2 separate regions of the Homo sapiens genome follow, and region 2 is linked to region 1. The links are chromatin loops, found by intact Hi-C in ENCODE. Cell type or tissue: PC-9. All regions are shown on one strand. Links, peaks and the distances in the headings refer to the core of each region. The heading gives the core; the rest is flanking DNA. Region 1 overlaps KIAA0232. Region 2 has its middle 20 kb from the start of MAN2B2.

Region 1 (11,114 bases), core at 3,115-11,114:
TCAGCAAACATTTAGTGAGTACCTGTTTACATGCCTGTTGCTAAAGTAGGTGTCCTGGATGAATAAGACTTTGTCCTTGCCCATACAGAATTCAGCGTAGTGAAGATGACCAACTTGTACCATGTTACTTATTTTAACTGAAATAGGTAATTTATTCATATGGTTCAAATTCAGAAGTTACAAGTGTATGTGTACATACACAGTGAAAGGTTTCCTCCCCAGCGGCAACCACTAGTGTGAGTTCTGATGTATTCTCCAAGGATATTTTTTGCGCGTATTAACAAGTAAATGTTCACATGTATTTCTTCCTATTTTTTCTTTTTGCTGAAATGGTACTTTATTGTAATCACCCTTCCTTTTTTTATTTTCTGCACACTATTCCATCGTATGGATATACCGTAATCTACCTAGTCAGTTCTTTATGTTTTAGGGCATTTGACCAATGCAGTTTTAGGTGCTGTAGGTAGAATGGTGGAGGGGAGCACAGAATGCTGTGGGAACCTGCAGGAGAACCCTTCCAGCCTGTGAAGGTTGAGGAAGGTTTCTTGAGCATATCTGAGTGTCCAGAGTAGAAGGACGGAGGCAGGGCAGTCCAGGCAGAAGGAACAGCAGAAGCAAGGGTAAAGAGATTTGAATCTGCTGATGTGTGCAGGGCAGCTGTGAACAGGGATCTCACGGTCTCTGGAGTATAAGCCATACGGTTAAGAGTAGCACAGATGAAGCACAGTGTGCCTTGGTATCTGGACATACATTTGTGGTGAAAATGTTCTTGTCGTTTCTTTGGTTGCCAACTTAGTACCAAGCACCTTGAGGCACAGAAAATAAGCAAAAGGCTTACTTGCTGTCTTCAGGGAATTTCAGTCCACTCAGGAGAGGAGCTCACTGTGCTGTGGAGGTCAGCAGGTCTGGAGGGACAGGAAGGCTCTGATGAGTAAAGAAGGAGTGAGGGTCAGGGGTCATGCTGGTGATGTGCCACCCGGCACATCTATGTAGAGGCTTCTGTCACCACTATCCTACTGGATGCCCATGTAGACCTCATGCGGTAGGTTATTTTCCCCACTTCTAAAGACACATAGGCTCTGAGAGGTGAGACAGCTGCCCCAGATCCCAGTGTGGGGGACAGGCAAAGCATTTTCCACCACTCTGCACCTCTGTGAACTGAGGAAGACTTAGACCAGCAGTTCTGTGTCTCTTGTTTGTCTCTGTTGCACTCAGTATCTCTTCATTGATGTTTCATTTCTTCCTTCCCAGAGAACAAGGTACATGGAAGTCTTGCTTTTCCTGGTGTGACCCAAATGAGAGCTGATTGTGGCAAAGGGGCAAGATTCCCAGAGTAAAACTAAAACCAAGCACCTTTCTCTTTACCCAAACTAGGAGTATTCTGTGAGAATTTACAGCTGTGAAGCCTTTGTTTCCTTCACCCAGCTTCCACCTTCTAAAGAATTTCTCAATTTTACATCTGTTGCTAAAAACATTTCTGGTTAGGCTTTTTGGATTAAGTTTATGTCTTCTTTTCACTGTTTCATTCATTCATCAAGTATTTCTTATGTACCTGCTCGGCCAGGTACTATTCTTGGTGCTGGGAATAAGTAACAAAGCTCTTGGTGCTGGTGGAGTCACATCCCACCTTGGGGAGCTGACAATAAACATGTTAAGTTATATAGTGTGTTACAATATAAATGCTGTTGGAAAGGAGGATCGCTGGACGAGGGGCATTGGGTTTGGGAGTGATGGCAGGAGTTTGCTGTGTTATGGGCGGTGTGAGAGCAGGCTTCCTCGCCAAGGTGCAATTTAAGGAAATACTTAGAGGTAAGAGAGTGAGCTGAGAGGATGCCTGGCAGGAAAGGGAGGGCAGCACTGAGGCCGCTGCTGTGCCTGCCTGTCCATGACAGCGACCTTCTGATCCGCTTTCAGCTTCCTCCATTGTCTCTTCATTCTTTTCATTCCCAGCCACAGCAGAAGTTGAATTAATACATTCGATGATGTATTAGATGAATATAGCATGATCCAGCCTAAAAGTTATAAATGAGTGGAGAGATGTCATAACAAGATGCATATTCCTTGAATATGTTTAGTATAAAACGGGACAAATAAGTCCCTGCCATAGGAATTGACATTCAAATGGAGGATGCAGAAAAAAGACTCCCAAATTTATGGTAGAAACTGGTGTGCCCTTCACAGTGGTTTCAGCAAGAGAGAGAAGAAATGATGTATGAGATAGTCAGAGACTGTTGGCCTGGCGGAAACTTTTCTTCACGTCAGCAGACACTGAGTATCTGCTTTGTGCGGGGCCCCATACTTGGGAATGCAAAGATGAGGAAGACGTGGTCCCGCCCCTCAGGAAGCTTACAGTCGGGTTCTGCTGGGATCTAAACTCGTCTTGGTTCATGCTGCCCCTGCTCCCAGGTTCCTGGCCCCTCTAGCCTGCTTTCCCTGACCTGTCCCATCCCCCACCATGAACTCACTCCCTTTCTTGATCTTAATCCTCAAGAAAGGATGAAAAGATAAGCAGTGTATTTAAACTGATCATTCCTGCAAAGAGCTTTTTCTTTCTCAAATAAGAACCTGTTAACCTCTAAATCCACTTATCTTCAATAGCGCCTTAGGGAGGTGATGGAGAGAGTTCTGGCTGGGGCACCTTCCTTGCTCCCCCTGAGTAGCACTAAGTAATCTCACAGGACAGGCAAGGCCTTTCTGAAGAGGTCTTAGAGTGCAGGGAATTGCATGACAGGTGCTGTTAGCCACCTTGGAAGAACTGCAGGCCTTGCGTGGTGCCACCTTGTTTGCGGGAAGCCCAGCCCTGTCCATTCCCCTGGCCCTAGCATCTGTTTATCTAATAGCAGTACCAATTTTTATTGTTAGGATAAGTTGTAGGAGAAATTAGCAAAGGTTAACTGACTGCTGTGGGTAGACAGTACAATTCTTCTTCAGTTTCTGACTTAGGAGTGTTTCCGAAAAGTTAAGTGAAAACAAAAGTTTGAAGTGTTTCCCTTTTAGTTACATAACAGACACTCATTACGGAATTGAACAGTTTTAGACCCATAAATAATTAAGTTAAAAGCATAACAAAATCCTGTTAGGAAACTGATGAAAAATTTGTTTCTAAAACACTTTAGATTTTAAACTTGAACACGTAGTGAAATGTCTTTTAAAACAATGAAGATGGGTGCAGTGTTCACAGGCCTCTCCACTAAGCAGATGTCTACTGAGAACACAGTATTAGGGGATGTGGGTGGTAGAAAGATGCAGTGGCCAAGCCTCACCCTGGGCGAGCTGGGGCAGGCTCACTCTCTCAGGCACAGTGAGGAAGGCACACTGAAGGGGGTTGCCCTGACTGCCAGCATGCCAGGTATACATGGTGACTGAAGCTGCCACAGGTCTTCTATTGACCACACTACAAGGACTCTTCTTGGTCACTGATGACAGCTGTTGTCTGTCTGCCATTGGCCACACTATCCAGTTCTCACTGGCCAAGCAGGTGGGCGGGGCCCAGCCAGGACTTGAGAATCCCACTGGGAAAGGACAGAGCCTGGGTTCAGGCTAGGTCCCTCTTCTGGGCCTGGGCAGCTTCCAGATGTGAAGGATATGAGTCTCTCCCGCTCTCAGGAATCATTCTCTCATCTCATTTGGATGGCTATCTCCTATTTTAAATTTGAATCATGGAATTTGAATTTGTAATTTGGTTTTAGCCTTAGTTTCCTTCTGGTTCGCACCTAAGCAAGATAATTTTAAGACACTTAGGTCAATAACTGTGCCTATAAGAATTTCCTTTGGGCCAGGCATGGTGGCTCACGCCTGTAATCCCAGCACTTTGGGAGGCCAAGGCGGGCAGATCACCTGAGGTCACAAGTTCGAGACCAGCCTGGCCAACGTGGCAAAACCCTGTCTCTACTAAAAATACAAAAATTAGCCGGGGTGGTGGTACATGCCTGTAGTCCCAGCTACTCAGGAAGCTAAGGCACGAGAATCATTTGAACACTGGAGGCAGAAGTTGCAGTGAGCTGAGATCGTGCCACTGCACTCCAGCCTGGGTGACAGAGTGAGACTCTGTCTTGGAAAAAAAAAAAAAAGGAAGTTTCTTTGATTCCATTTCTTCTTTTACTTACTTCTGCCTGAATGTATGAGGGAGAAGAGGGTTCCCCCTGTTCTCTTCAGAGCACCTCATGCCAGTAAAGGCTCAGGGCTTCCCCATTACCTGTATGCACTTGGGGAATCTAGAAGTTTGCCTTGCTTGGGAGCGTTTTTATTACATTATATTTTGGGCTTGTAAGAGTTTTTTTAGTTAAGATTTTCATGTCGCTTCCCATCTAAGTACTTCTTAAGCAATACTTTCTTTATACACTGTGAACACGCTGGCTTTTAAAATGCACTTTTTTTCAGAACATTATAAAAACTCACCAGTTGGCTGGGCATGGTGGCTCATGCCTGTAATCCCAGTACTTTGGGAGGCCAAGCTTGGCAGATTGCTTGAGCCCAGGAGTTCGAGACCAGCCTGGCCAACATGGCGAAACCCCATTTCTACAAAAAGCACAAAAAATGAGCCAGACATGGTGGTTCCCGCCTGTAGTCCCAGCTACTTGCAAGGCTGAGGTGGAAGGATCACTTGAGCCCTGGAGGTGGAGGTTGCAGTGAGCCAAGATCGTGCCACTACACTCCAGCCTGAGTGACAGAGCCAGACCCTATCTCAAAAAGAAAGAAAGAAAAATCAAAAAACCTCACCAGTTTAAAAGTTCTGGGTTTATAATCTGTAGTTAATAATGCTTGAATATTCTTCCTCTAACCTGAAAGTTTATAAACTTTTTCTGTATTTGGTTTAATCTAAACAGTTCCCTGTATTGAACACTGATATACAAGGAATGAATAGAAGTCAAGAAAAACAGACCTGGTGGGAAAAAGCCTTGTACTCTCCTCTTTTTCCTGCATCAGAGTGTGAAGGTAAGGAGACCTTTGTTAGTTCATTTATTCATTGCAATTTGTAATTTGTTAAGAGCAATAATTTCTTTTTCTATGAATATCAGTCCAAGAAACATTTACCAAGAGGTTTCTGTGTGGGTAGCACTTTGTCATGCACTGGGGACACAGGGAGGAATGAGAACTGGGCCCTGCTCTGAAACAGCCACAATCTGATGGAGGGGAAAGGCATGGAAATATATCCAAGCGTTACTGACCATGGATGAGGTGTGTATAAGCCACCACTGAGTCACAGAGGAGGAAACAGCGGGCAGTCCCTGTGAAGAGAGTTGCCTGCACAGAGGCAGGAGGGTCGCCGCCAGGGGAAAGCACAGGGCTCCATGGCTCAGCTGAGTTGTAGCTGACGCGGGAGAGACAGACAGGGCAGGAGCCTGTCAGAAGGTTTGAGGGCTTGGCTAGGTTAGGTAGCGTCTGACATGCAGGAAGGGAATGCCGTTGACAGGATTTAAATTGGAGGTTGTCAAGGTCAGATGTTGTTTAGAACAATTCTAGTAACAGAGTGGAAATGGAATTGAAAAACTGAAGGCTATTGGCCAGGGTTTTAAGCCCTTGCAGTAGTTTGGGAGGCATACGCTAAAGGTCTGGACTGAGGCAATCAAAGCGGGGACAGAGAAAAGGAAACAGGACCGAGAGGTTTTGTAGAGGAGGAGTTTGTTGGATTACTTTCTATGAGGAGTAGTTATGGGAGTCTAGGTAGAGAGGGAGACAGGAGTGGGCGCTGATGCGGTGAGGAAGATTTTAGTTTAGGGTATTTTTTGAATGAGCAGTCTGTGAGGCCTTCCAGGTAGACACCCAGAAGTTGTTAAGAAACCCTGAATTGAAATTTTGGGAGAAGTAGGAACTAAGGATGCAACCAGAATTGATTAGCTCAAGAAGTTCAGCTTGTCCAGATTGTGGTCTCCTGGGCTTCTATTGGCTACCACATTTATTTAACACCAGTCTCCTGTCAGAGTCCCGAAGGGGTTATGCAAATCTCTTGCATTTAAATTTACGGGTTCACGTGTTTGTCACATCCCCTCAGCTAATTTGTAGTTAGTGTGGAGCCAAGTGACTTCTCTCTCACTAGCCACGATGCCCTGCACACGCCTGTGTTGTCCTCGGAAAGCCTCCCTGGCATCCCTCGGCAGCATGGGCTATAGCTGATGGGATGGAAGGCCAGCTTGGCCAGGTTGACTCTTTAGGAGTGGAGCGTTTGCTGTTCTCTGGTCTGTAGCCACAGACAGCTTCCCAGGACCCTGCCTTCCTCCTTCCCAGAGGTTCATCTGGGTCATAAGGAGAGCGTAGAGCTGAGTCTTCACTGTTAGCGTCTTCGTTGATTGAACAGCGTTTATTGAAGGCCCGTTGCTGCTGCCGCCCTACCATTAGCTCATATCTGGACAGCCTTGGTTGCGTGCAAGGTGCTCTCAAGCTTTTCTTTTACATAATTCCCACAAGAACCTTAGGAGATGCCCCCCGCTAGTTTTCAGATGAGGAAGCTGAGTCTCAAGTTTAGTACTGTAATTTGCCCGAAATCACACAGTTAACTATTAAGCATGGGCTAGAATGTAGGTTGTGATTCTTGTGGTCCAGAAGTTTTGCCCTCTACAGCAGCTGCCTGCACTTGGTACCAAGGTAGATGCCAGGGCAGTAGGAGTAGGACACACAGAGCTTCCCTTCATGTGTGTCCAGTCTGGTAAACTGGGCAAGTACAAGACACAGACACAGTTAATGGAATGAAGGTGGGATGTGGCCACAGCTGTGCCACAGAGGACCTCTCAGGAAGAGCTAGGAGGGAGAGGAGGATGCCACCTTGTGGAAAAGAACCAATTCCTTGCAGTGGCATAGGATGATTTTGAGACACAGAGTTCATGTTTCTTTAGTAAAGGGCAACCTTAGCACCCTTAGTCCAGTTTTCTGTCATTAGTTAGTAAAGAATCCAGTTTCACCTCTTAGCTCTAGGTTCCTGGTTATCTGTACAGTCTCTTAGTGGATACTGGTGTTTGTACATAATATTTTTGTTTTTACAGTGAAGTGGTATATAGAGAAACTCTCAGTGCATAAATACTGGTAATTATTTCTTTTGAATGACCTTTAGCTCACACTGTGAGTTAAGTCCCTGCATATTTGCCCTGTAGCATCATGAAGCATCCTTCTTTAGCTTATGTGGGTTGGGGCATTTAGTCTCAGAAGGATAGCCAAGAAAACAGGTAGTCACTTACCTACTCAGCAGAAGTGGCTGGGGACTCCTAATGCTTCTAATATTGGATATGATTCATCACAAGCAGTTGCTGCTCTGAGCCAGGGGCTGACCTGGGAGCTCACAGCATCTCTGGAAAGGAAGAGTAGCATTGTCCCCTTTACAGTAAGGCGAGGAAACAGGCTCAGAAAAGAGGCAGCTTGTTCAGGTAACCATATAAGAAAGCCCCAGCTTTGTGCAGTCTGCCCCCTGCTGGCCTTGCTGCGCATTCATATGTGCATCCCTTCAGCACTTGGGTTAGGCACTGTTCTAGACTTGGGAATGCATAGGCAAACAGATCGTGTCCCTGTCCTCCCCCTGCTCAGGTACCTTCTCAACAGGGACTTGAGGAAATAGGGCACAGACCATGTGACAGCTGGGGCTGCCTGCAGGGAGAGGTGCCAGGCAGCAGTGGCTTGTGCAGGGACAGGAATGCATTGGGTATGCCCCCAACATGACTGGCAAAGAAGGGATGGCATGGGAGTGTGGTGGGGATGAGGCCAGCCAGGCAGCTGGGAGCCAGACCACAGAGGGCCTTGTAGACTCTGTGCACCAGGAGTGCCGTCCCAAACAGCAGTCTCCACAGCTCACGCCCCTGGATTTTCAGTGCTTTCAAGACTCGAGTAATGTAAGCGTCTGGATGATTTTAGCATTAAAGACAGAGAGTCCTGCAGGGAAGCAGTACAGACAGGTGGTGAAAGGCCCAGGATTGAGAACTGTATTGGAATCCAGAGCTTCTTTCCCCAGCTATTAGGCTTTGGGTGCTGACTGAGCCTTTCTGTGCCTCTGTAGTCTGTATGTATAAAAGGAGGCTAGAAGAATGCCCTCATTGTAAGGTAAAGTGCCTAGAACAGTGGCTGGCATGTCATAGCCCGAAACAGGGTGGTGGTCAACTTGAGCATCATGAAGACTATCAGCAGCAGTTCAGCATCACCTTTTCCAAATACCCTGTGGCACAATAAAACCCTCTTGTATGTACAGAATTCCTAAAGCAGGAAGAGAAAATGAAGGAGTGGGGTGTGGAGATGGGCCTGCCTGCCTCTGAGCTATCCTTGTCAAGGAAACCATGTCCTATCCACTCCATGCCCCTCAGCCAGTATAAGTGGTGGCCATATGGAGTGGGCCATGGAGTGAGAAGTCAGCCAAGGAAAAGATGCCTCCTTAGGAGAGATGAAGCCAGGGTTCCTCCCAGCCTCAGCAGAGGACACATGGCATCCTCCCCAGCCGCCCTAGGGCAACCACGCCTCCAAGCCTATGGCTTTGATAAGCAGCGGTCATGGGTGCAATGTGTGTGCCCGGCACTGTGCTTGAGGCTTCACCTCTTTGAATTTGCACAGAAATGTAGGAGGGAAAATGGTGATGTTCTCATCTTAGAGATGAGGATACTAGGGCTCAAAGAGGTTAAATAATTTGTGCAAAGTTACATCACAAGTAAATAGCATGACCTGGAATTGACTGAAGTCTGTCTAATCCCAGAGCCTGGGGTATTCTCATGAACCTCAACTAGTAACTTGGAGTTCTTGGAGCCGTCAGAGAGAACAGCTGTGGAGAGTCTTCCATGTGGCCAGTGCAGCTGCAGGAAGCAGCCCAGCAGGGCCCAGATGGTCTTACCCTTGGCACAGCCTCGCTACTCTGTGCCAAGGTAGAAGGGCGCAGCAGTCACTTGCTCCAGCCTTGTCCTTTGGGGTGTTGTGCAAGGGGCAGGCATGTCATCTCGTCAAACTACCTTGTGGCAACTCTGTGGCAGGGGATGGGGGGTGTGATCTGGTTTTGAGGAAGTAGATGCTCAAGGGTGTTAAAGGACTTAATGCACCATGAATGTCAATGCCAGAGTCCAAAACCCTGGCCAAGTTCCTCCTTTTACTCTGCACTGTGCCTCTGCCCCAGCTATGTTTCTCATGGAGGTAAGGGGAGTAAGAGGCTGTTCTGGATGAAGACCAGCAGTTCTCAGTGCATTAGAATTGCCTGGGAGCAAATCTGCTTTTCAGAAAGTGCCCAGCCCCTGCCCAGGACAGTTCATTTGGAATCTCTGGCAGGAGTCTAAGCCTCTCTAAAGCCCCCAGATGATGAGAATATGCAGCCAGGGTTGAGAACTACTGGGCTCGTTGGATTTGTTTGATATCTTCTCATCCCAGTTTTTTTCCCATTTTGTGGGGCCATTTGCCTGATGGAATCGCTAGCACCATTTCTTTTTCCTATTCATAGATGTGATACATGGTTCAGTATGTTGTTGAGGAAGAACACACAAGGACGTGACCCTGTGTCGTTTCTCCATTGCGTTCCCTTCTGTCTGAGCTTCCTTTGTTCCTCTGTCCTATGAACGTGCTATGATGCACCATCTGTCTCCTCCATCCATTTGTTGTGGAGAGCATGGGCCCTGTGGGTCTCTCTGTCGTGTGTTCCCAGGGCCGATCACATTACAGGTGTGAATAGAAGCTTGTCCAATGAGTGCCTCCTGGTAGAATAACAGGAGTGTATGGTTATGCTGGCCTATTTCTTTTTTTAACTCACCAAACCAAGAATTTTTTGTCAGCATAGCGTTTTTTTTCTCTTACACACCTGCCTGGCTGTGCTTTTAGTGACGACTTAAAACCTCCGAAGGGTTGGGAGACCTAACTGATGTAGCTTTTTAGTGAAAAATGAAACAAGAATGTATGTTTCATAACTGTGTCTTAATGGAATTTCCCCCTTTCCCTCTTTTCCCTTCTCCATTCCAAATGATTAAGAATGTTACACAAATGCCAAGGGAGAGAGTGGTTTAGAAGAATATCCAGATGCTAAAGAGACACCCAGTAATGAAGAGCGCCTGTTAGATTTTAATAGGGTAAGTGGACTGTCCTCCTCCTCGTCATTAACTTACAAACAGCCACCACCTCCAGTTGTCACTGTAGTCAAAAACCTGGGAGTCATGTGAGTGGACCCCACCTCTCCCAGGAACCAGCCAGGCCTGTGGGTGCAGACTTCCTGTTCTCTGGCCTTTGTTCTGAGTCTGCATTCTCCCCCGCTTCCAAACCCCCTTGACTGTTGACTGCCAGTGCTTCCTGAAGAATCCCCAGCTCTCTCCCCAGTCTTGGCTCTACACTACTGCCCGAGGGCATTGCATTACAAATGCAGAGCTGACCCTGTTGCTCCTTGGGTGGGCACACTTTTCATCTTTTTTTTTTTTGTTTACCTAATAAGTGGGAGACCTAGCCTTGTCCTCTTTGAAAGTGCACCCTGAGGCAGCCTTGCCAGTGTGCTTGTTGCCGCTGTCCCGGCTTCTGCAGAACGATCCCGCCCTTTCCGTGTCCTCCTGCACTCTGTGCACGACTCTTCTTGCTGTAGCCAGAGCATGTACTTGCGTTCCGTTTCTGCATGTCTGCCTCTTCCACAAGCCTGTGGGCACCACGAAGGCGGGAGCGGGGCCTCCGCCTGGTTTAGTCTCGTCTTAGACCTTCCCCGGTTAAGAGGCAGGCAGGCAAATGAACCTAAGGAAAATTCTTTTTATTTGGTGTGAATTGTCAGTGTATTAGGGTTCTCCAGAGGGACAGAACTAATGGAATAGGTATATATATACACAAAGGGGAGTTTATTAAGTATTAACTCACACGATCACAAGGTCCCACAATAGGCCATCTGCAAGCTGAGGAGGAAGGAGAGCCAGTCCCAGTCCCAGTCCCAAAACTGAAGAACTTGGAGTCCGATGTTCGAGGGCAGGAAGCATCCAGCATGGGAGAAGATGTAGGCTGGGAGGCTAGGCCAGTCTAGTCTTTTCACATTTTTCTGCCTGCTTTATATTCTAGCCACGCTGGCAGCTGACTAGATGGTGCCCACCCAGATGAAGGGTGGGTCTGCCTTTCCCAGCCCACTGGATCAAATGTTAATCTCCTTTGGCAACACCCCCACAGACACACCCAGGATCAGTACTTTGCATCCTTTAATCCAATCA
Region 2 (8,533 bases), core at 534-8,533, 320 kb before region 1:
GTGCTCATGTATGTCACATGCTCCTAATGTGCTCTCTGGGTTTCCAGCACAGACCACAGCCTGCAGTGGGTGCTCAGGTGATATTTGTAGAATGAATGAACAAACACGTGGCATGGAGAACAAAGCCAATAGGAGTCCAGTGGGAGAAAAGTAACTGAAACTCCCAGCTGGAAAAGGAGAAAATAAAACTAGAGGTAAAGTGTTGTGGTATGGCCACAAGTCCCCCCATCAAGAGATGAGGTCTATGCCTCCTCCTCTTGAGTCTGGTGGGCCTGTGACCCACTCAACCAAGAGCCTAGCAGAAATGAAGCTCTGGGACACCAAAAGCTGGGCATCAAAGGCCACACAACTGCCATCTTGTTCCCTGGACATTGCACCAGGAAACTTGAGCACCATGGAAGGAGTCCCACCACCCTGGGCTGCCATGCTGGACAAGCCACATGTCAGGGCTCAGGTGACAGTCCCAGCTGAGCTCAGCCCCTGCTGTCCCCACCAAGGCACCATAAATTACAGGGAAGCCACTGTGGGCCACCCAGCCCAGTCCATCCTCCAGCTGAACACCAACAAGCGACCTCGGTGTAGGCAACATGCAGCAGAAGAATCACCCAGCTGAGCCCTTCCTCAGCTCCTGGCTCTTAAAACCATGAAACACAATGAAATGGCCATTCTCAGCTGGCACATCATGGGATCATTTGTTAGGAAGCCACAGATAACTGGAGAGAAAGTGGAGAGACTTTGGAAGTGGAAGGAAAAGATGATGTGAGTGAAGATGAGACAAGTGGCAGCAAAGGACCAGCAAAGACAGCAGGTGCTGTGTGTGCTACACATCTGAGCCTACAGGTCCACTTTTGCCACAAGGGGAGACCTGAGCCCACTGTTCCCAAATGCAGTAATCATTTCCATGGCACCTGCTCTGAAATGCAGGCAGTCTCCCTGCAATTTTTTCATTTGTTCTCATTGTGTAAGTTCCCTATGGCTGCTGTAACACATTTCCACAACCATAGTGGCTTAGAAAAACAGAAGCTTATTCTCTAACTGTTCTGGAGGTCAGAAGTCTGAAATCAGCCTCACTGGGCTAAAGTCAAGGTGTGGGCAGGGCTGGTTCCTGCTGGAGGCCCCAGGGGAGGATCCGTTTCCTTGATCTTCGAGCTTCTGGAGGTGTCCGCATTCCTTGGCTCATGACCCCTCCCTCCATCTTCAAAACCATCAGCTCAGCATCTTCAAATCTCTCTCCCTCTCTTCCTCTTTCTCTCCTCTTTCTTTCTCCCTCTCTTCTCTTCTCCCTCTCTTCCTCTTTCTCTCCTCTGCTTGTGTCATCCCATCTCCTTCTCTGATTCTGACCCTCCTACCTCCCTCTTATAAGGACCCCTGTGATGACATTGGGCCTACCCAGATAATCCAGGTCAACCTCCCCAACTCAAGAGCCTTAACTTAATCTCATCTGCAAACTTCCTTTTGCCATGTAAGGTAACAAATTCACAGGTCTGGGGATTAGAATGTGGACATCTTTGGGGGGCATTATTCTTTCCACTACACTCACAAACATCCTGCAAAAGTGGACTTTATTGTCCTAATTTGACAATAAGGCTCAGGAAGGTGGGGCCATTGCCTGATGTCATGTGAGTAGCAGAGGCAAGAGCCAGTTTCAGGATGAATGGCCACACACATGCCCCAGTTCCAATGGCCTCCATAGATGTTGGGGTCTCACTGGAGGCAGAATTCACCCCAGATAGTTCAACAGAAGAGAAGTAAACAAAGAGGTGACCTACAGGAAGTGACCAAGGAAGCATTTGGGGCACATAGGGACTAAGGGCAAGGACAGGAGGCTGTTACTCCCTGGGCTGAAAGGTGCAGGGGAAGAGAACTGGGACCATGAGACAGGATCCACTGGCACAAGCTGTGACCATGGAGAGCACAGCCGACCCTAGGATTGCAGCGCCACCGCAGGGAGAAGAACGGGGAGTGTTCCCCCTCTCCCTCCTGCCCTGCAAGCTCTGACTGGTGCCTCCCACTGGCCAAACTCCACGGGAGCCTTAGGGCAGGGACCACAGGTGATGCAGCCTCCAGGGCACCACACTGGACAGAGAGGTGAAAAATAGATCTACGGGTCAAGTGGAGAAATCCAGCGCAGTCCACTGTGGCCACTCAGCAAACATCCTCGTCCCCCTATCCGGGAAGAAACTCTCAGCCCAACACAGTAAGGCACGGGGTCCCACCAGCAACGGTATCATTGAGGGAGACGCCACTTCAGATGCCTGCCTTGAGCCTACAGCACCACACTGTCCACCACAGGTAGCCTTCATTCAAGGTGGCCAGGAGAGATGAGGGCAGGGGAAAAAGGGCCAATCAGCAGCGAGTCCTTCTTCCTCCACCCACCGATAGGCACCTTGCCTGTGCCAGAGCACCTGGTTCTTCACCTGGGGGAACGACCCAAGTTTTCACCCATGATCTGGGTCTGTCATGCTCCCATCTCTATGTTCAGGGCTGCCATGCTCAGTAGACCTTTTTTATCAGATGTCAGTGCTAAGAAGCATCCCCGTGGATCCTCTGGGCCCCAGATACCACCAAGAAGTGACCTCATTTATCCTTGGTAGCTAGGAGCAGTCACCCCTCATCCCAGTGCCCCCTTCTCTACCAGGCCACCCAGCAGCAGCAGGAGTCCAAATGGCCTCGGTCCCAGTGTCCACTTTCACAGACTGTGGCCCTGCTCCCTGATGGAAGCCTTCCTTCTTGGGGCACCAGGACCCCCAAACACACCACGCCTAATGAACTAGAAGCAAAATTAGTTCAAGGGGTTATCAGGGGGTGACTGCTATGGGTTGAACTGTGTGCTCTCCCCACAAAAAATTCACATTGAAGTCCAAACCCACAATACCTCAGCATGTGACCTTATTTGGAAATAGGGTCACTGCAGATGTCATTAGTTAAAATGAGGCCATGCTGGAGTAGGGTTTACCCCCAATCCAAAATGACGGGTGCCCTCATCAAAGAGGAAATTTGGACACAGAGACAGACAGGCACAGGGAGAAAGGCAGACACCACGGTGACACCATCTACAAGCCAAAGAATGCCAAAGATGGACAGCAAATCACAATAAGCTGGGAGAGGGGTACAGGACAGATTCCCCCTCTAATTCCTCCATAGAAACTGACCCAGCTATCGTCTTCGTCCCAGACTGCTGGCTGCCAGAACCATGAGACAATCAATTTCCTTTCTTCAAGCCACTCTGTGTGTAGTGCTTTGTTAAGGCAGCCTCAGTCTGTAGACGGCTACAACAAGATACCTTAGACTGAGTAGTTTATGAATAACAGAAATTGATTGCTCACTGGCCGGGCACAGTGGCTCACACCTGCAATCCCAGCACTTTGGGAGGCCAAGGCAGGCAGAGTACTTGAGGTCAGGAGTTCAAGACCAGCCTGGCCAGCATGGTGAAACCCTGTCTTTACTAAAAATACAAAAATCAGCCAGGCCTGGTGGTGCACACCTGTAATCCCAGCTACTGAGGAAGCTGAGGCACGAGAATCGCTTGAACCCAGGAAGCAGAGATTGCAGTGAGCCAAGATCATGCCACTGCACTCCAGCCTGGGTGACAGAGTGAGACTCCATCTCAAAAAAAAAAAAAAGAAAAAGAAAAAGAAAGGAAGGAAGGAAGGAAGGAAGGAAGGAAGGAAGGAAGGAAGGAAAGAAAGAAAGAAAGAAAGAAAGAAAGAAAGAAAGAGAAAGAAAGAAAAGAGAAGAGAAGAGAAGAGAAAAGAAAAGAAAAAGAAATTGCTCACAATTCTGGAGGCTGAGAAGTCCAAGATCAAGATGCCAGCAGATTCGATTCAGTGTCTGACAAGGGCTCTGTGCTTCAAGGATGGCGCCTTCTCACTGCGTCCTCACATGGTAGATATCTGCCTCGGCCTCTTTTATAAGGGCTCCACCCTCTTGACCTCTTGACCTAATCACCTCCCAAAGCCCCACCCTCAATACTCTGTTGGTGGGTAGATTTCAGCACAGGACTACTGGAGAGATGGGAACATTCAGACCACCACACAGCCCCAACACACTAACACAGTGGCCACGTCTGGGGCTGCCCTGTGCAATCATTCATAACACACCCTTTCATTCTCTAAGGTACCCCACTTTGGATGATAAATTATTTGACACCCTAGTGATTATAAGCCAGTGAAGGGCTCCTCCTAACTCCATCCACTGGTCCTCAAACCTGTGTATGTGGCTGTGCAGGTGACAGTCACAAAACAGTCAGCCGCTGATCTAAGGCATACAGGACAAGGCCCCACCTGCTGTGTGTTGTCTGGAGGCCGGTGTGGCAGCCAGGCCTGCAGCCGCAGGCCCTTCTCCCTGCTTCTGGGTGATGAGAGTGAACCCCACGGGCGAGGGCCCTTTGCCGCAGCTCTGCACCACCGCAGGAATCCTTTGAATGATGTGATGCTTGTGGGCGACGGTGACTGTGAATTAGGAATTCCACAATGACACTGCTGACAGAAGCGGGTGGGAAGGCGATTCTGTATCTGGCTTATGCATCCGCCCCCCTGAGAACAAGGGAACCAACCTGCCCCCCGGGTGCTTGCTGGTCTCCTCGGGTAATGCTGCCACACCCAAAGTCACTGTTGTCCCCTGATGTTGGAGACTGGGACCTCAGCTGTGGCAGTGGCCAGCTCAGCCCTGGAGAGTTGAAGGCCATATTTTCTGCCTGTGTGTTTCCCCATCTCTGCCCTATTTTGTGTGTGAGCCCAAGAGTGAGCCCTGGGGTGGCTGGAAAGAGTCTGCCCAGCACCCACAGGCAGGCTAGCGTGTCTATCCTGTGACCGAGAGCCTCCTGCGTGAAGGATGCCTCTGGGGAGCATCCGCATGGGGCACGTGGGGGTTCATTCCATGTGTCAACTTGACGGGGCCACGGGATGCCCAGATATCATGCTAAACATCATTTCCAGGTGTGTCTGTGAGGGTGTTTCCAGTAGAGATGAGCATTTGAATCAGTAGACTAAGTAATCCCACTGTGGATGGGCCTCCCCCAGTTTGTTCAGGGCCTGAATGGAACAAAAAGGCAGGAGAAGGGAGAATTCACTCTCTCTGTCTGTCTGCTGGAGCTGGGACATCAGTCTTCTCCTGCCCTGGGATTGGCACTCACACCATCGCAACATCAGCCTTCCTGGTTCTCAAACCTTCAAACTAGAACAACTAGTTCTCCAGCTTCCGGATGGAGCTCAGGGGACTTCTCAGCTCCATAACTGCCTGAGCCAATTCCGTGTGCGTGTGTGTGCGCACACGTGCAGTGATCCTATTGGCCCTGTTTCTCTGAAGAACCCTGACTACTACAGGGCACAAATACCTCATGCTCTGCAGTCATTTGAGAGGTCCATCCACACACCTCTTCCCCAGGCCACCTTGTCATCATCCTGCAACCTTGTTCTTTCCAGAGCCCTGCCCAGCTTGCCAACCCATGCATTAGTGTAGATCCCTACTCCAGGCTGTGGTTCCTCCCCAGCAACATGAGCAACCAGATTCTCCCCCTGAAGTTTTGCCTCCTGGGAGAATCTGCAAGCATCTCTCGGGGTGCCCCTGAGTTGGTTATTATCACAGAAGGATGCAGCCACTGCACCCTCCTCCAAAGGAGGGAAGGGGGAAGGAGGCGGCAACCCTACTTCTCTCTCCACCTGCCCTCCCAGCTCCTGGCAATGCCTCCTGTGGGCAAAACCCACCCAAAGACTCCCCGGCAGAGATCCAGGTGGTAAATTTGACAGGATCAGGTTCCAGGCACAGACCAGGGCAGAGAGAAGCTGGGGCTGGAAAGGAACAAGGGGTACAAGCCTCCTTAGAAGATACCGAGGAGGATTCAAGGTACCAGCCTTCAAGGAGGTCATTTTTAACTACACTGTACTTGCTAATAGGTTCCTTTCCTGAGAAAGAGTAGAAATAGTCACTTTAAATTCACTGTATTGTGGTCCTGCAGCACTGACATTAGAATCTGGGAAGAATATTTGAACCACTCATTGGTGTTATCCAAACACACCTGATGCATTAGGACAACAACATCTACAACAACAGGAACTATGAGCCAGGCTCCGAGAACACAGATGAGTTCTTACAGATCTTATAGTCAGGAGATGCTGGGTGCAAGGTCAGCAAAAAAAAAAGAAAGAAAGAAAGAAAAGAAAAGATGATGACGTTGGACCCGGAGTACAGTGATGGAGACTCCCTGGGTGGGACGTATTTAGCTGGGAGGCAAGGAAGGTCTCTGGAGAGAGGACATGGAAGCTGCGACCTGAAGGATGAGTTAGAGTGAGTGCTGGGTTAGCACCAGGAGCAGAGGGAATAGCAGGGGCAAAGGGCCCGGGACAGGAGAGAGCCCAGGATGTACCAAGGTCGGGAAAAAGGCTGCTGTGTAGTGAGCGCTGTGGAGATGGGCACAGCAGAGGTCAGCATGGTTATTTTAGGGAGTTGAAAGGGGAGTCTGGATTGGGAGGCCCTCAAGTAGTCCAGAAGAGGAGACAATGGCTTGACCTGGGGTAGTAGAGATGAAGAAGGAGAGGAGGCAGATCTGAGGGTGAGCTACTGCAGAATATTCCCCACCTGGGCACTGGAGACCCAGATGACATGGGCGGGCACAACGGACGCTGGCCTGGAGTGAGGTGCATCCCACAGGCCCTGGTTCTACTCTCACCTGCTGCGTGACTCCAGGCAAACCCTCCCCAGCCCCACCCCAGACCTCTCCTCCTCCCCTGTGGACAGGAAGGCAGGAGGAAGGAGGCGGCCAGGTGCTTCTGAGCAGCCTCAGCACCCATCCTCTTAAAGGTGCCCGAGCCCAGCAGGACAGCCCCTGGCGGTGAGACTTGGGGCAGTGACTTCTCCCAACCTCACCACATGTCACAGCATCACCTGCAAAGTGGCTGTGATGATCGCATCCCAACACCGAGTGAGCGCCTGATACACCTAACAGGCTCTGCCTGTGCCAAGCATGCAGCAAGTTCTCCATAAGTGCCAGCTAAGAAGATTAACACTACTCTCAGCTGCCATCTGTGACCTGGGGTGCTGGTGGGGCTGTCACTTAAGGGGCCCCATCCCCTTGCTTGGGAGAGCCATCCATGGGGACAGGGAAATTGTACCTGCAGTGGGAAGGCCACCCATGCAAGGTCAAGGAGAAGCCTTTCTCAGGGCTTACAAAGAGCCCTCTTCTCTCCTCCTGGGACCTGCAGGTGTGTGAGCCTTTACCTGCCACCTCTGGCTGCCTCCTAACAAGGAGAAGGCCACCTGTGCTCAGCCTCCTAAAATATCAGGGCATCCCCTGAACTTCCCAATACTCAGCCTGATCAACTCTGTGCTTGGGTCAAACTAGGTTGGATTTCAGATTCTTGCCGCAGAAAGATTCTTTGGCAGCCAGGAACTACACAATGGAAGAGGCTCTGATGGACACCATCCTCTGACCAGGAGTGCCAGCAAAGAGTGCAACAGTGTCCCCACCATGAAGCCACACCCCACTCAACATGGAGCCCTGCACCGAGCCAAGCTTGGAATGAAGACCTGGGCAACCGGTCCACTCCAGACCCAGGAAAGGATTTCCACAGTGTCTCCCTGCCTGGCCTCCCATCTAAAGATGCCCCACCCAGTGAGTCTCCATCACAGCCCCCAAAGCCCAGCGTCATCTTTTTTTCTGACCTTGCACCCTCACAGGTGCCCATCCTGGGAATTCACCACCCAGCCCTGCGGCTCTGATGGGACACCAGCCTCCAGCCAGGAGTGCACAGGAAAGACAGCAACAGTGGCTCCCAGCTCTGTGGCTCTGCAATGCCAGGGGAACACTGCGCTGAGACAGGGGCTCTGATGAGCAGGCAGCCCTGACAATAGCAGTTTCCTGAGAAGGAATCACAGAACAGAACCTAAATTTAAACACTGGGAGAGCAGCTCGCAGTCCAGCCAAGGCAGGAAGAACTAGGTTCAGATCCATCTCTCACTGCTAAGCAGCCTGGAGCACATCACTGGCACCTCAGTGTGCTCCTCTGTAAAACCGGGGGCAGTGGGCACGTCCACACCCTCACAAGTTGACTTGAGGATAAGTGAGATAGAGTGTATAGTGCATAGTGCCCGTGCAGTGCCAGGCTCACAGAAGTGCCCAATAAATGGCAGTTCTGAAAAAATACACAGCACACACACACACACACACACACACACACACACACAGAACAGAGGCAAAGAGATTAAACTTCACCCAGGGCTGCAAATTTGCAACACGCAGCATCTGTGATCACTGTGCCAACTACACTCCCAACACCTTAACCCAATTCTTGCCCCATGCATAACTTCCTCCAAAATCCCCCCTGCTGTGGACTGGATGCTTGTGTCCCCCTGAATTCCTATGTTGAAATCCTAACCCCCAATGTGAGATATGAGGAGCCGGGCCCTGGGGAAACAATTAGAAGGAAATTAGTGCCCTTCTAAAATAGACTCAAGGGAGCTCATTTGCCCCTTCCACCCTGAGAGGGTACTGCAAGAAGGCACCATCCGTGAACCAGAACGCAGGTCCTCACCAGAC

What was found. Hi-C counts contacts between places; a loop is a spot of excess contacts. Peaks named below come from ENCODE experiments on the same cell type or tissue, not always from the same donor. Only the 100,000 strongest peaks of a DNase experiment are listed, where the experiment ranks them.
Region 2: a loop joins it to region 1, with 5 times the contacts of the local background. A loop is called at or near these places in 3 of 110 quality-filtered maps.

Annotation. Positions count from the first base shown.
Region 1 is chr4:6,866,748-6,877,861 of GRCh38, forward strand. It overlaps KIAA0232, which reads left to right. Exons shown (of 10, transcript NM_014743.3): 8 at 4,827-4,935; 9 at 9,913-10,010. Among named protein-coding and RNA genes, the nearest start is that of TBC1D14, 38 kb to the right of the region's middle. RefSeq lists a silencer at 7,312-7,471. In PC-9, for the core only: CTCF peaks have their summits at 7,374 (motif pointing left) and 7,579; a DNase peak (open chromatin) is centred at 8,994.
Region 2 is chr4:6,551,251-6,559,783 of GRCh38, forward strand. It overlaps a transcript of PPP2R2C not described here. Among named protein-coding and RNA genes, the nearest start is that of MAN2B2, 20 kb to the right of the region's middle. In PC-9, for the core only: no CTCF peak of the experiment used is centred there; a DNase peak (open chromatin) is centred at 5,211; H3K27me3 peaks cover 1,021 bases.